2 separate regions of the Homo sapiens genome follow, and region 2 is linked to region 1. A link is an interaction called in ENCODE POLR2A ChIA-PET data of the cell type or tissue named here. Cell type or tissue: GM12878. All regions are shown on one strand. Links, peaks and the distances in the headings refer to the core of each region. The heading gives the core; the rest is flanking DNA.

The links. ChIA-PET counts read pairs that join two places held together with the same protein. Peaks named below come from ENCODE experiments on the same cell type or tissue, not always from the same donor. Only the 100,000 strongest peaks of a DNase experiment are listed, where the experiment ranks them.
Region 2: POLR2A ChIA-PET joins it to region 1 with 5 read pairs; 2 of 35 experiments call an interaction of 5 or more read pairs at or near these places.

The regions. Positions count from the first base shown.
Region 1 is chr4:146,058,908-146,067,249 of GRCh38, reverse strand. LOC105377468 (a long non-coding RNA gene) reads left to right here and starts at 7,253. Exons shown (of 4, transcript NR_188432.1): 1 at 7,253-7,604; 2 at 7,984-8,186. RefSeq lists enhancers at 4,111-4,270, 7,127-7,346. In GM12878, for the core only: no CTCF peak of the experiment used is centred there; DNase peaks (open chromatin) are centred at 3,889, 7,179 and 7,909; H3K4me3 peaks cover 1,877 bases; H3K27ac peaks cover 4,375 bases.
Region 2 is chr4:146,123,397-146,131,738 of GRCh38, reverse strand. No RefSeq gene overlaps it. Among named protein-coding and RNA genes, the nearest start is that of LINC01095, 5.7 kb to the right of the region's middle. In GM12878, for the core only: no CTCF peak of the experiment used is centred there; no DNase peak of the experiment used is centred there.

The DNA.
Region 1 (8,342 bases), core at 253-8,252:
TTTTGGAGTTGCAAGCGGCACACATTTTCTCTCTTCTCCACTGTTTATTCCAACTACCCTTTACCCTTGGCTATTACCTCTGCAAGTCTTGGAGGCTTACTTGGTGATGTGTTCCAGATCACATTACTGCAGGGGCTGAGCCCTAGTAATCTCTGGCCAAAGTTGCTATACAAGGGGGTCCCTTCACACTGCAAGTGGGCATGGGACTACTAAGAGGCACCCAAGTAGGTTACCTGAGCTCTATATGTACGCAATGACTCTGTCCATTATATAAAAATGTTCTTACCTCCTCTTGCTGATCGAGATCGATTACTCCTGCCAGGATGGTCATTTCTAACTTGCTGGTCTCTGGACACAAAGAGCCCAAGGTGCCCTGGAAGGCTGCCTTAATTTTGTGTTTAATGGAACTCTGGCTTTTCTGCCTGGCTAGAGTGCACCCACTTTGAGGACCAGGAGCTCTAACCCCACAGCCCCCACAGTTGTGCAGCCATGAAGTGAAATGACCCCTGTGAGTCATTGGAATGGATGAGAAGATGGTAGAAAAGAAGGTATTCGTGCCCCGTGGTTCCTGGGTCCATGCATACTTCTCAATGGCGACACAGCTCCATACCTGAGGACAGACCTCCACAAGTCTCTGGTTCAGTGCATAAACTGCATCCTGGAGAATGATACCCACTCTTACAGAGTATTGTGTCTGTGCTGGTGCTGAAGTTGGGCCATTAGAAGGTTATTCCAGTGCTCTTTGAGGCTGGCTGCTTCTGGATGATGTGGCTTGTGGTAGAACAAGTTGGCCCCATGGTCAAGGGTTTCCTTTAGTGTGAAGTAGGTATCCTGTTAGATGTTATGTTATGTGGGATTCCATGCCTGTGGAACAGACGTTCCATAAACTCTCAGATAGGAAGCTTAGCAGGCTGAGCCTCCGAAGGCAAGAAATGCAAACTTTTACCAGTATAGCTACCTATTCTAATAAGAATTAATCACTGGCCCTCCCATGATAAAAGGGACCTAATGTAGTCAACTTGTCACCAAATGACAATTTGGTTTCCTCAAGAGATAGCGCCATATTGCAGGATCAGTATTGGTATCTATTGTTGGAAGATTGGACATTTGGAGGCAGCCATAGCTAGATCATGGGAGTTCATGCTGTTGGACCCATCTCTGCTTCCATGGCAGCTTCATTCATGTGCAGGTCATGCTAATTCTGGGGTAGCCAATGACAAAGCCTGGATAATATTGGCTGTCCAAGTCATTTTTGTCTACTTGCTTATTCAGTGCCTCTTCCTTGGAAAATTCTTTCTGGCAGGGTCATCACTTTCTTCATGTTTCTGAGAACCACCCAGCCGTAAATTTGCCTATCTCCTAAGATCCTCGACAGAGTGTTAAATCCAATGTTCCACAGTGTCCCGAGACTAAAACGTCTTGCTTTTCCAGTCTTATATCCTGGCCTCTTTGATCAAACACCCTCAACATCAAATCCCGGGAGTACTTCCCTTGGCTTCTGCCAGTCCGTGGTGGCTAATTCTTCCAGCCTTTTTGGGATGTAATCTTTCTCTTCCCTTATCAGGCACAGCATGTCCTCAGAAGTGGGGTGCTGGGGTTTAACCATGTTTATCCATCTGGCACTAAGAGAAGAGGTAGTAAACCAAGGAGACTCTTGTTGTGTTGAAGAAAATAGGCCTCTGCAGTGTCCTCCTTTCTGGGCAAAGCTCTAAACTTGTGGGAGATGGGACACTTCTGTAGCCTCTAATGGCTTGGGAGTTTGCAGGGTCACTGTCTTCAGGGGTTCTTCACCCAGATGTCTGTATTCCATGTTTCAGGGTCCCTGCTTTTCTCAGCTAGGGCCCTGACCTTAGCATAGCAGACCTGCCTTGGCTGATCATTCATTGTCTTTGTAGTTCTGCAACTCTATTAAATGTTGACTTCATACCTCAGCTATGCCCACTTTGCACTTCTGAAGACAAGGGATGCTTTGAAAGCTACGAAGAAGGACCTTTGTCTTTCATACTTATTTTTTAAACACAGGTTTATTAAGATAAAATCTACATATAGTAAAATTTAGATGTATAGTTTGATCAGTTTTTGAAAAATGTATATATTAGTGTAACAACCACCACAGTTGAGATAAGGAACATAAGCATCACCCCAAAAAATTCCTTCATGATGCTCCTTTTTAATTAATCTTCTTGCCAACCCCAGCCCCTGGCAACCATGGTTCTGATTTCTGTCTCTGTGACTTTTTAAAAGTATCACATAAATGGAATCATTCATGAGGTCTTTTGCACCTGCCTCTTTTCATTTTAACACATTTGAGAGTCATTCATGTTGCTGCATGCATCAGTAGTTCATTCCCTTTTGTTTTTAATAGTATAGATGCATCACAATTTGTTTATCCATTCCTCATTAGGTGGACATTTGGGTTGTTCCAGGTTTGGGTAATTATGAATAAAACTTGTATAAACTTTCACATTCAGGTCTTTGTGTGAAGTTATGCTTTCATTTATCCTGAGTAAATAGCCAGGAATGGGATTGTTGGGTTACATGATAATGTGTATGTTTCAGATAATTTAAAAACACTGCCAAACTGACAAAATAGCTGTACCATTTTGCATTCCCACCAGTGATCTATGAGAGTTACATTTGTTACACATCTTCGTCAGGACTTTGTGCTATCTGTAGTTTAAATTTTTGCCATCAAAACTATAATACATATATGGTGATATTTTATTCGATTTTGCATTTTTCTAATAATTCATGATATTGAGCATCTTTCCATGTGCCTATTTGCCATCCATATCTCTTGTTTGGGAGCTATTGAAGCCTCCTCCCAATATTTGGCATCTGTCAGGTCTTCCCATTTTTTAAAATGGCTTTTGGTTTTTCACACATAGTTTTTAGTGTTCATTTGTCATAATCCCTTTGCAGGGCATAAAACAAATTAGTAAAATCCCATCAAGTCCATTGTCTTTGTACACACTGTTCCCCTCATAATTTTTGAAGGCCTGATGTCCCGAATCACCACCAATGAAAGTTTTAGCAATTAGGCCACCATCTTGTGCCAAAGATTATCCATGCCCCACATTCCATTCCAGAGGAGATCTACCTTACTAGCCAGAAAGTGAGTGATCCTGTCCCCAAACCTCTTTGACTACCTGCCTTCTTGGATTAATCCTGGTTCCAGTTCGGTTGTCTGGGAAGCTGATGCCAAGATGGAATTAGAAGGGCAAAAGATTTATTGGACAAAACAGCTGTGAAAGGTAAAGGGATGAGGGAGCAGAAGTAGGCTCTGACATCTGTGAAAGGAAATGAGGAAGGAAGAAGGGTTGGATAAGAAGAGGCTCCAACTGAAGTGCAGTCTGAGAAAATCAGCCAGTACAATGGGGAACCTCAGAGTAAATATTGGCCATTAGAAGAGTCCCACGTTGGGCAAAAATGATGAGCTCTAGTACCCCTGCCTGCTCAGTTATTGACTGGGAACAGCCCATGGGGAGCATGACCTCGGTGTGCACCCTATGGCAAATCCCAAAGGTACTACAGCTGGAGACTGAAGGCTGACTGAACTCATGGAAGATTTACTTTGGAAGGGGCATTTAGATAGCTCAGCTCCATGGCTGCTGCAACTCCACTGGTGGGGAGGATTAAATAGGTAGTGATGGTGGGGGACAGAGTTGAGAGGGAAGGAGACTCAGTGGATGGAGATCAAAGAGAGACTTTGGGGGGAGAGTATAGCAATGTCCAGCAAGAATGTGGTTAGACTCTACTCCAAGTGTTGCACAGTGAAAGCCTTCCCCTCCATCTCCCCACTGAGTCCCCTGTTGTTCCAATATTGCTCTGTCAGGAGGTTAACAGAAAGATCAGTTCTGCTTCAGACTTAAAGGAGGAAAACCTTACAGTTTCACATGAGAATAACTTTGACCCCATTTTACAGTTTAAAAAAACCACAAAAGTACCAAACCCTTAAAATCATGTCTTTAAATAAAACAGTATTCTAGTCTTTTCCATGTCTGACTCATCCTTCACCCAGCTACCAAATATATCTTCCTAAAATATTTCTCTGCACACATGTCTCTTGAATAACCTGTTAACAGGGCTCAAAGCCCCCATCTAACTCTCCAAACTTTTCTACTATTCTTCAATACAACCGTCTGCTCCCAGTCTTCTTTTTAGAAACACAATCACATGTTTCCTCTGCCCTGCCTTTGCTTACAGCATCAGTCTTTCACCCAAGGACCACTACCCAGAGCCAGCCAATAGACATGGTATGTTTGGCTCATATAGTGTTTTGATTTTTACAAATTCTTGTCAACATTTAAACATCACCAATTTCACAACAAAATTTAGATTTCTCACTTTTCCTGAAAAATTGGAAGTCCTGGTAAGACTGGGCCCTCCCCTGGCAGCATTCATTGTTGGGCGCAGGAGCCCTGTGCAAATGGAACACGTGCTCCCCACAACCACCCCAGCCTGACTCATGTGATGCATGGCTCTAGTAAGCTTTTAAATTTTTTTTCTTTTTTCTTTCTTTGGAGACAGGGTCTCACTCTGTTTCCCAGGCTGGAGTGCAGTGGCACGATTATAGCTCACTAGAGCCTCAAACTCCTGGGCTCAAGCAATCATCCTTCTCAGCCTTCTAAGTAGCTGGGACTATAAGCATGAGCCACCCTGCCCTGCAGCACTAGTAAGCTTTTGAGTTTGCAACCCCAGCTCTCATTGTCTCCCTGCCTAGAATACACTTCCCGTTTCTCTCCTCTCCCTTCCAAGGCCACCTCCTTTTCTAATCTGGTTCCCTACTCCTCCATTACTGTTCCTCCCTCTGAATGCACTCATTATTTACATGGCTCCTCTTGCACTTGAGGCTCCTCAGGATTCCATTTGTCTTTGTGTCCTGATTTCTCAAATTCTTTGAGGATGGACCCAGTGTCAAGCACTTAATGCCCCACACTTAGTAGGGGAACAATAAAGGTGTGTTGTAGTGCTGCCTTTGACACACATGTACATTGTGCTTTTAGAAGTTGCTATAAATGCAACCTGAAACAGCATGAGCAGAAAAGGAGGGCTTCTTGGCTCGTGAGCTAGATATGCAAGGAAGTAGCTGGGGACAACCAGAACCAGAAACCTGAATGCTGTCAGTTCTAGATTTCTCTCCCACTCTCAAGTTCGTTCTTTATTTCTTCCCCAGATTTCTGTGCCTGAGTCATTGTTGCCTACTATCTACTGCAGACAGGATTTTTCACACAGAAGACATACCTGCTGACAGCTCTGGGGTTGCTTTCACAAAGCTCCATTCCTCTATTCAATTCAAAAACTTTCAAGACAGGACTCAGACTGGCTTGATGGAATCATATGCCAACCCCTATGTATAGGAGATGGGATGCTACCACAGTTAAACACAAATGCAAAAGGAGCAAATCTGTAAAACAAAGGGGATATACTTCCTAGAAGAAAGGAGAGGCTGGGCACGTTGCCTCACATCTGTAATCCCACCACTTTGGGAGGCTGAAGAGGACTGATTGCTTGAGCCTAGGCGTTTGAGACCTGCCTGGGCAACATAGGATGATCCTGTTTCTACCAAAATAAATAAATAAATAAATAAATAAATAAATAAATAAATAAATAAATTATCTGGGTGTGGTAGTGCACACCTGTGGTCCCACATACCCAGAAAGCTGAGGGAGAAGGATCACTTAAGTCTAGGAGGTCAAGGCTGCAGTGAGCTATAATGATGCCACTGAGCCCCAGCCTAGGTGACAGAGTTAGACCGTGTCTCAAAAAAAGAAGAAAGAAAGAAAGAAGGAAAGAAGAAAGAAAGAAAGAAAGAAAGAAAGAAAGAAAGAAAGAAAGAAAGAAAGAAAGAAAGAAAGAAAGAAAGAAAGAAAGGAAAGAAAGAAAAAGAAAGGAAGAAAGAGAAAGAAAGAGAGAAAAAGAAAGAAAGAAACAAAGGAGAGAGAAAGAGAAAGAAGAAAAGAAAAGCCAAGAAAGGAAGGAAGAAGGAGGAAGGAAGGAAAGAGAAAAGGAAAGAGAAATATAGGTAGAACACGTTAGAAGATGTTCACAGGGTTAGAACAAATTGAAAATAATTTTTTTGTTTTTTCTGTATGAGCAATTTATACCACTTACATATCAGTTAAATTAAGTATGATTCATGACTTTCTTTTTTATTGTAGTTTGGAGAACTATTCTTTCTATTTATTTCTGATTTTATTTTAATTTTAGCAAAGAAATTCATGTACTTAGTTTACAAAAGTCAATCATTATAAGTCTTTAATTTAAAAGAGAAAAAAGCATCCCCTCTCTATCCTGATTTCTGCTCCCAGAGGAAACATTTTCAAATCTTTCAGCCATCACTTCTATATTTACCTTCATATTCTTAAATAACATTATTACATTGCTATGCCTCTATCTTTAAGCTTTTAGACATAATGTATTAGCTTTCTAATCTGGAAGTTGAGTCTCCAGCTTTCTTTCTACTCCATCCCCCTTGCACACTATACAGATGGTTCCCAACTTATGATGGTTTGACTTTAAATTGTTCTGCTTTATGATGGTGTGAAAGCAATACACATTTCAGTAGAAACCACACTTCGAGTACCTATATGATCATTCTGTTTTTCACATTCAGTACAGTATTCAATAGATTACATGAGAAATTCACCACTTTATTATAAAATAAGCTTTGTGTTAGGTAATTTTCCCAACTGTAGGCTAATGTAGGTGTTCTGAGCACATTTAAGGCAGGTCAGGCTACAATAAGCTATGACGCCTGGTAGGTTAGTGTATTAAATGCATTTTTGACTTACAATATTTTCTGCTTAACGATGGTTTTATTGGGACGTAACCCTATCATAAATCAAGGAGCATCTGTACTCCTTACATGGTCCCAATAGGGTTACTACACAATTTTGGTTGAAGTCATTCTTATGACCATGAAAATATTGTTAACAGTTGGGGCATGTGATCATGTTTTATCTTTTCTTGTCTAATTGTTTTGTTTCCTACAGAAAACCACCCCACTGCTTTTCTATGTGACTCTCATGTATCAGCTCCAAGCTCTACAAAACTGTATCGGTCTCCTTCACATGAACAAATGCATCAGGCAATCTCTCAGTGTCATTCTTTACCCTTGACTACCTTCCTCCTGCACCTGCTGTCCTCTTGCTAGGTTGGATGCACAGCTATGGCCCCAGGACTTCCTGTCACCATCACCCTGGGAATTCCCCTTGCCTCTCTTCCGTGTTGGATGCCCTGTTTCCTCTTTCTTGGGTTATTATGTCATGTTGGTGGAGCACATCCTCCAGGAGCTTCCGGAAAAAGAAATTGAAGGGAAATTTGTGGAGACCTTGCATGCTGTAAAATGCAATTTCTACCTTCAAACTTGATTGATAATCTAGATATGAAGAGAATTATAGATTAGAAATATTTTCCAGCAAATTTTTAAATTTTTAAAGGCACTGCTCTTTTGTTTCGTTACTTGAAGTATAAGAATATACCTCAGGAAGTGAAGGAATGGGCTGCTGAGGGAAGAGCACTCCAGATCATGGATGTCCAGTGCAAAGAGCCTGGGGTGGGGCAGAAGCAAGCCTGGCATTGTGGAAGAACAGATGGTCTGGGTAAGCTGGACCAGGGTTTGTGAGGGGGAGAGAGGTGAGATGTGGATTGCAAGAAGTAGTCTGTGGCCGATTATATCAGGCTTTGGAGGTTTTTTATAAGGATCTGGCTTTTATCCTAAATAAGCTAGGGAGCCAATGAAGGGTTTTGAGCAGAGAAGTGTCATGATCTAAATCATATGTTTAAAGCATCAGACTGGCTGCTGTGTTGAGAATAAACTGGTGGGCTAAGGCAGCAGGAGGGAGACCAGCTAGGAGGTGATTGCAGGAAGTCAAGCAAGTGATAATGGGCTTGTACCCAGCTAGTGGGGTTCCAGTTAGTGATGTTGAAAGTGTTGAAAAGTGTTCCGTTTCTGCTTTTTTTTAAATGTGAAACCAACAGGACATGCCAGTGATTATAAAGCATATGATGATGATATAGGATAAAGGAAGAGAGGAGTTAATTAAATATGACACTGATGTTTTTATCCTGAACAAATGGAAGGAAGGAATTGCTGAAATAGAGACGTCTCTGAAGAGCAGAAGCTGTTTTGAACATTGCAGTTTGAAATACCTATTAGACCTCTGCTTGGAGATCCCAAACAGGTAGTAGCTGGATATGGGAGTCTGGGGCTAAGAGGAGGGGTGTTGGCTAGATATATAAGCTTTGAAGTCATCAGCCTATAAATATTGACAAAACAAGTGAGGTGGCAGAGGAATTAGTGAACATAGAAAAAAAAGAGGTCTGAGGATTGAGATCAG
Region 2 (8,342 bases), core at 157-8,156, 65 kb before region 1:
ATATAATGTGTTGTGAGATAAATTCTATGAAGGAATTAACAGGGGCTCCAGTGGGGAAGGGTGGAGGCACGAGCAGAGGCTGCTTTAGAAGGGAGGTCAAGGAAGGGCTCACCAACACAGTGATAAAATGCAAAGGGAGGGTGAGGCTGCCGTGGGATGAAGAGGCAGAACAGTGTTCCAGGCAGAGGAAATGGGCAGTGAGAGCACTGGGAGGTAGGAAAGATTGTGGTGTGTCCTGGATGCTGTGCAAAGGCAGCCATGGGGGCACGGCACAGATGTGGCTGGAGACAGAGCCAGTGGCGGGCCCAGCAGGGCCTTCCAGGCTGCTGGAAGTTCTGAGGATGTGATTTTGGGTACAATGAGATTAGGCAGACATGATCTAATATATGTTTTTTCACGACACCATTCCATCTTGTATGGAGAATGGATCAGAGCAGGGCAGCAGTGAAGCCAGGGGGACTGTTAGAATGATTTCATTATCGGCCAGCTGAAGGCCAGTACAGGTGGCTTAGATGAGGCTGGGGGCAGCAGTGAGAAGGGATAAGAGAAAACTGACTTGGGTTTTTTTTGGAAGATAACTTACAGGGCCTGCCAATGGGGTGGGAGCTTGATCACAGTGAGACTGGAGGATGTTTTGTGTGGGTGGGAATCGCCTGGTTTCCCCATTCAGCCCTTTAGGCCTCTGCTGGACTGACCTGTATGGAGCTCCTACCTGCTGGCCTGCCATTCTGCCACCTGCCGCTCACTTACCAGGCCCCACCATGAATTCCCTGGTCACCAGCCCGAAGCCATACCGTGAGGGCCCTGGTTGGCGAGGTCCCACCAGCTGCCATCTGAAAATGTGAAGTCTGGGCTTTGCCTGCACCTTGGGTCTGTGTCCCACCTTTAAGGGACACAGGACCTTTGAGAACTAGTTTTTATATTTAGGCTTAACTCCCCCCAGCCCTCACTACATTTAGCTTCAGCTTCCTCTGTGTTCCTGCTCACCGTTTTAGCTAAAGCCTCCAATCATGTTTATCACTCCAAAACTCTGATGAATTGTTCTTTGTCACAGCACCCAGGTTGACAGCCATATCCATTGCAAAAGATAATGAGATGGTGAGGTCTGACTTCTACTGGGTGAATTTGTGTGATGCTCAGCAGAGGTCAGGTGTCACACTCTTTTAGGAAATTGAGTAAGACTTGTACCATAGACCTAAGCAGGGCTGAGAGGGAGCTTCACGAACAGCCTGTTTGGCTGTATGATGTGGGGATTCCACTGCATGGGCTTGCTGCCTTTTACGATCAGGCCCGCCCTATGTGTATGGGAAGATAGGCTGAGAAGGATGGAAGGATTTTATAATATGATATCTCTGGCATAACCTAGATCTTAGAAGCTGGCCCAGGGAGTGAGGGTGGGGTTTCGTCCAACTGGATGCTCAGTACTAATTTCAGAGTCCAGTTTTTAAAGAGCAGTAAAGCTGAGAGGTTTGTTTCTTGAAGGAATCATCTCATAGATAAATGATAGCCATCCAGCATGAAAGCAAATGCTGTGAAGTGTTTCCCTCTTCATGACTAGGTTAGGGGAAAACAGCCCTCTTCACTGAAGCAAACTCCATTTTTAAATGAAACGATGATTATGAAGAGCAGAGATCTCTAGCAGTGAGGTCTAGCATTTACTGAGCACCTACCTTGTGGAGAGGCTTTTATGTCTATCACCTGTGGGCCTCACTTCATCCTGCAGGGTGGACTGCTTTGTCTCCCAGCATTCTCTCCCCCTTCCTTAGGAAATGCTTCTTCCCCAACTTGAATGATGGGGTTCAAATGAGCCCCAGGGAGATGAAGAATTCTTTCCTGAGATTTTAGAATGTAACAGGGAGCATGAGGCAGGCCCTTTCTGGAGACAGACAATTCGAGGTATGAGGCAAGAAAAAGCTGGGCTGTAGGAAGGGTAAATAAAAGGCAGCATTAGCCCATCCTTTTTTCATGGTTTGGTTTTTATTGCTTCCTATGCACAGAAATTTTCCTTTGTTTTGTAACCTCATTTTTATTACAATTCAGAGTTCCAATTAATATGATGCTATTATTGTCGCATTTCACAAATAAGGAAACTGAGTTTTGGAGAAGTAATCATTTATTTGCGTGAGGTCACATGGCCAGTAAGTGGTGGAGCCAAGATTTAGATTTAAATCTGGGAGACTCAAAAAAAATCCCATTATACACCCTGCAGACTTCTTATTGCCGTTAGATCCAGCGATGTGCTATTTCCATGAAACATACTTAAAGCAAACTGTCACTGGTTGAACATAAAAAGTAGGCAAAGATATATCAGCCAAAAGTAAACTAAACAACTTGTAAAAAATTGTCTTAAATATATTTTTAATGGAGAAATCATTGAATAGTGCAATAGGAGATCTTTTATACTGATTTCAAAATACAATACATAAAGAAGATAAAATAGCCAATAACTATTTTATAACTGAACAACAGTGATCAAAATATATGTAAAAACCAAGAAGTTGGAAATGCAAGGAGAATTGTCAAAACCACAATCATAATGGGAGACTCATACTGCTCAAACCTCAGCAGGTGAAGTAACCAAAAATTTATAAAATTATAATGAATTTGAATCACAAATAATTAACAAGCTAGCCAAGGCACAGAAACTACACATGCTTTCCAAATCCCCACAGAACATTTATAAATTTTATTGTGTATCAGACCACGAAAGAAATTTCAGTAAACTCCAAATATTATATATAGTCACATTCTCTGATCATTATGCAAGAAAACTCGATGTTAAGAACAAAATATGTCAAAAATAAATCTAACTACATGGGGGAAAATATTATTTTAATAATTCTTTTTAAAAAAGAACTATTCAGAATGAGGTACATCTACATGTGTGGCTATGACTGTATCTCCAAGTTATATTAAATTAAAACCAGCAGATGATAAAACAGTTTATAAAATAATCTAATTTTTGTATATTTAAAAGGATTTTTGCATATTAAATTAAATACATAAATAACTTTCCTGGAAGAATGCATAAGAAAACTGTTGACATTGGCTATCTTAAGAGAGAGGATAAGGGTCAGAGGTAGGGAGAGGAACACTATAGAGAACTTAAATCATATGCAATTAACAAGCTACCCAATATACAAACTATGCATTCTTTCCAAATCCCTATTGGATATTTTTAAAGTTTATTATGTACCAGGCCATGAAAAACATTAATAAATTCTAAATACTATATACAGACCACATTCTTTTTTGTACTCTTCAAATTTTTCTTCTACCTAAAAAAAATAAGATGAAGTGCATTTTATAATCTATTGTTTATAAAAGTAACCTCTAGATCAAAAATACAAATCCTCCAAATTATTAGCAGAACCACACACAAAACAACAAAGAGCCCAAATAGTGGAGAAACATTTTTAAAGCCATAGAAATAGAAAGCATACTATTAAAAAATGACAGAAATGTAAATAAGTTAAATCCACCTATTAAAGAAAAAGTTTATAAAATTGGATCACAAAGAAAATTAAACTCCGTGTTGTGCATATGAAGAATGCTTAAAAGATAGACATTTAGCAAAGGTTAAAAATTAAAAGATGGTTAAAGTTATACCATGAAAATATAAACAGAAACAAGTCAGGGGTCATGATTTTACTATCAGAAAAGGTGAACTTGGATCATAAAGGATTAAACAAAACAAAGAAAGGCACCTTATAATGCTAAAGGGTGTAATTCATTATAAAGATACATATTCATAGATAATTACATAGAAAACTGTATTTTCTGAAACTGATTTCAGAAAAGATATCCACCAGATTAATTTATTATCTTAAAAATAGACAAAGTTGTGAAAAATCTAACTCAAGACCCCTTAAAAATGTTTCTAGACAGTTTCACATAACAATTTATGTAAATTTCTAAAGAAAGATGATTCCAATGCTCTTGAGACTGTTCACAAAGTATAGAAGAAGGAAAGCATCCATTTTCTTTAACTGAAGTGAGTACAACACTGCAAAAGCTAACAAATTGCACCTAAAAGAAAACTACATACTAAATTCACTGATGACTCTCCATAAAAATATCATAAATAGAATATTAGTAAATAGAGTTCAACAGTATCTTGAAATAATAATGCACCATGACTAGGGTTTAAGAATGTAAGAAAATTTCAATATTTAGAAATCATTCATGTGATTTTCCATATTACTACATATAAGGAGAAAAACCATATGATTATCTTCACAGATGCTCAAAAGCATTTGGTAAAATTCAAAGATATTCTAGACCAAATTCTCAACAAAACAAGGCTAGAAGGATATTTCTTCAACATGATTTTTTAATCTATATATAGTCATGCGTCACTTAACAACAGGGAAACATTCTGAGAAGTGCGTCATTAAGTGATTTCATCGTTGTGCGCACATCATAGAGTGTACTTACACAAACCAAGACGGTATAGCCTTCTATACACCTATGTAATAGGATATAGCCTATTGTTCCTAGGCTAGAAGCCTGTACACCATGTTACTGTACTGAATACTGTAGTCAGTTGCAACACAGTGGTAAGGATTTGTGTATCTGAACATATCTAAACATAGTAAAAATACAGTATCATAATCTTATGGGGCCACTGCTGTGCCCCATAAGATTTATCTATTATACATGTTTATCAGAACATGCAGTCTGTTGTTGACAGAAATATTATACAGCACATGGCTGTATTTATGCAACAATAGATAGATTAGATAGATAGATAGATAGATAGATAGATAGATAGATAGATAGATAGATAGATAATCTTTTCTCCAAAAACAGGAACTAGACTCAATTTGAACCAGACTGTGAACTCTAAGATTTACCAATTGACTAGGAACCACACTTGAGGCATTATCAACCTGTGGCTCCCAACTGATATGGGTCCCACTTGGGGGTCCCCAACAGTTGTAAAAAAAAATTCTTTCCATGGTACCAGCTGCACTCCCAGTACCAACTTTTAGCTGGAAGCCAGGCATTAACTTGCATTCCTCCCCAAAATATGGAAATTTCCACCTAGGGATTGGAGAGATGGTCATAAGAGACCTTCAAGTGTTTAAGGAAACACCATCAGTAGATCATGTAGCCTTCATATGATGTAGGGATCTCTCCAAAATGAGGCCACCCTTAGTTACTTGGGGTTGCTTCTTGGAAAGATAACTTGTTATTTATGCACACTTTGAAATCGATTGTCAGGAGTCTTCCAATTAGAAAAGTTAGTAAAAAAAAATTGTCTTTGACTTTAGCTGAAGTAATCAGTGTTACCATCTGAGCCTCAGAAGGCATTTAGATTAGCCTGAACTCACTGGTCAGAGTTGTTATGGGTGACAAAATTGCCCTAGATTTCTTCATCATGAGCCAAGGAGGAATCTGTGCAATCAGTAATGCATCCCGCTGTACCTGGAGTAATGCCTCTGGCCATCAATGTGGAAACTTAAGGAGAAAGCCACCTGACTTCTAAGGTAGATGTGGATAGTTTATGAGATGTGTTTAGCTATTTGGCCTGTAACTCTGGGGATCATGGTTGAGGTCAGTACTGGTTGTTCTCATCCTGTTAATAGTAGCCTTAACTGTGGTAGCCTCACAGTGGCCTCGTAAATGCTGTATGAGATTATATTGAATGAATTTGCTTCCAGCCTCTGTCAGTCAGATTACTCAGATTAACCAATGAAGTGGCATACTGATGGAGAAAATTCTCCAGAAGTCACTACAGTATAGAAGAAAGTGTGGATATTGTTGGGGGACAACCTTCTATTGACCTGTTACATTTCTGACTATCTTGAAAACATATATTGACTGCCCTTTCTTTCAGACTATCTTTTCAAGGATATTTGCACAACGTACAGCCTTGGAACTTAAAGATATGTCTCCCTCCAGAGAAAAATGTAGATTTTCTTACAGCCTTGAATGATAAAGGTAATGTATGTCACCTTCTGGAGAAAAGATCACACATGCTTATTGCCGAATATAAAAGATTCAAGTTCCCTAAGCTCAGGGTTTCTCTTCTGTAAGGCAACCTACTGCATATACAGGCATCTATCTGGGCCTATCTGAATCTCTCTCATAGGACTTGAGAGCAAGGATAACTGACACAAATAGGCTGATGTTCATGCTTCTTGCTTTCTATGAGTAATAAAATCCTGTGTCTCTGATCTAGGAGTCTCATGTCTTCTGCCAGCAATCATGCTGTGACAAGCCAATGTGTTACCTTGCAAGTAGGGTAAAATCTCAAGCCCTTCATATTTCTGGATAATAACAGAAGACAAAAATGGAGTTGTCTAGCCCAGTTTATGGAGAAAACTATTTTTAAAATCAAAATACTTTGATTTCTTGTCTAATAAGAACTTACGTTTTCTTCCTATGCCTTGGGCCTGGTGGAATTGTCAAAGCCTTCCCAAAAGCTGCTCCCCAGTACAACCTCCAGGCTCACGTGCCAGTCCAGCCTTTTCTATTCTACAGTTTCTAAGATTTCTACAATTTTCCTAGGTTCTACCTCTGACCCTTCTTGAAGAAGGTCTTCCTTTATTTATTTTAATTTTAATTTAATTTAATTTAATTTTTGAGATAAGATCTTGCTCTGTTGCCTGGGCTGGAGTGCAGCTCACTGTAGCCTTGACCTCCCAGGCTCAAATGATCCTTCTACCTCAGCCTCCCAAGTAGCTGGGACCACAGGCACGCATCACCAAGCTGGGCTAATTTTTTTAATTTTTTTTTTTTTTATAGATGGGGTCTCCCTATGTTGCTCAGGCTGGACTTGAACTCCTGGGCTCAAGTGATCCTCCTTCCTTGGCCTTCTAAAGTACTGGGATTATAGGCATGAGGCCACCGCACCCAGCCTTCCTTTATTTGATACACAAAATTCCTCCCCAGGGACATCAAGCTGTCTTGCAAAACTGGTTTCTTCATTTTTCTTCTGGAGATTTCAATAGCCCTGGGTCCCTGGAAATCAAATTCTTACATCATTCACTCATTTATTTTGTCATTCACCAAATATCTCTAACACCTTATGTACTCAACACAAAGTAAGTGTACAATAACCACTTACTGAATGATTAATAAATCATTTAAATCAACACCATCTCTCAAATCAACACTCAAATAATATATCACTGTAAACTGTGAACAGTGCTATGAAAGAAAAGTACTAAAAAAAAGGACAACATTAACAGCTATAGAGGAAGTGGCATTTAAAGTGGGAACTGCAGGGGGAGTAGGAGTTAACTAGGTACAGGGATGGGGATATATTCCAGGCAGAGAGAAGAGCATTGACTCACTTTTCTTGGTCCTGTGCCTTTTTCCAAGTCACAGTCAATGGCCAGCTAGAAAGACTTTTCCTTTCAAGAGGCCCTATTTCTTCCTCCTCTTTTGTAAGGTGGACTCTGTTCCTCCTCCCACCATCATCCCGATGGCCTCAGTGGCAGGCATCATCTTTTCTGGAGTTGTCTCTGCTTCATCAGCCTCTCCACTGACCCCAAGAGGCTCCCCGTCGCAGTAGCTTCAGACAACCACGAACTTGCTCACTGAGGGGCGCATCCCACTCCTTGCCTATTTGCATACCCTGAGCCCAGTTACTCACACAACCTTTAATGGTTACTGCTTCTATATACATCTCCAGATTCTCATTGATAGCTCATCCCTCAAGCGACTTTAAAGAAATGAGATGCACATTAAGCTTTATGATACAACATGTCTTAAAAAGATTACAGAAACATCAGAACTAGAAAAAATAGAATGCCCACTCCTTATGGGATCATTTGTGAGCTAGGCAAATTCTTATAATACAAATTGACCTGGTGTTTTCCTGAACAAATTAAGTAGAAAGTAAGCCAGACACCAAGAAAAAAAAAAAACAACTCTGGTGGCCAATGTTAGAACTCATTTGTTGTAGCAAATACTGCTACCTTTAATCATATTAAAGTAGTTGCTGCTGCCTCCTCATGTGTTGGCACTGTAAACAGTACTTACAAACTACTCTATAATAAAGCATAGAGATGTCTATGTTTTAAACGTCCTCCTTCATCATTCAGATCAGAAAAGGGATGTGACTTTGAACAGAGGAAATACGTGAGTGACATTAAGTGTGGTATAAGCCTATTTTATGTTCCAGCTCTGGTATGGGGCTGGGTAAAGCATCAATTCTGGTAAATGCCAGCCAAATTTGCTGTCAATAATAAGATAAATCCATGACAGGATAAGAATTGCTGTCTACTACAGAAAACTGCTTCTTGTTAGCAACATTACTTTGCTGCTCTATGAACTGCTTCTAGGGGTGATGAGTAATATGACAAGCTTTTTGTGTGCGTGTCCAATAA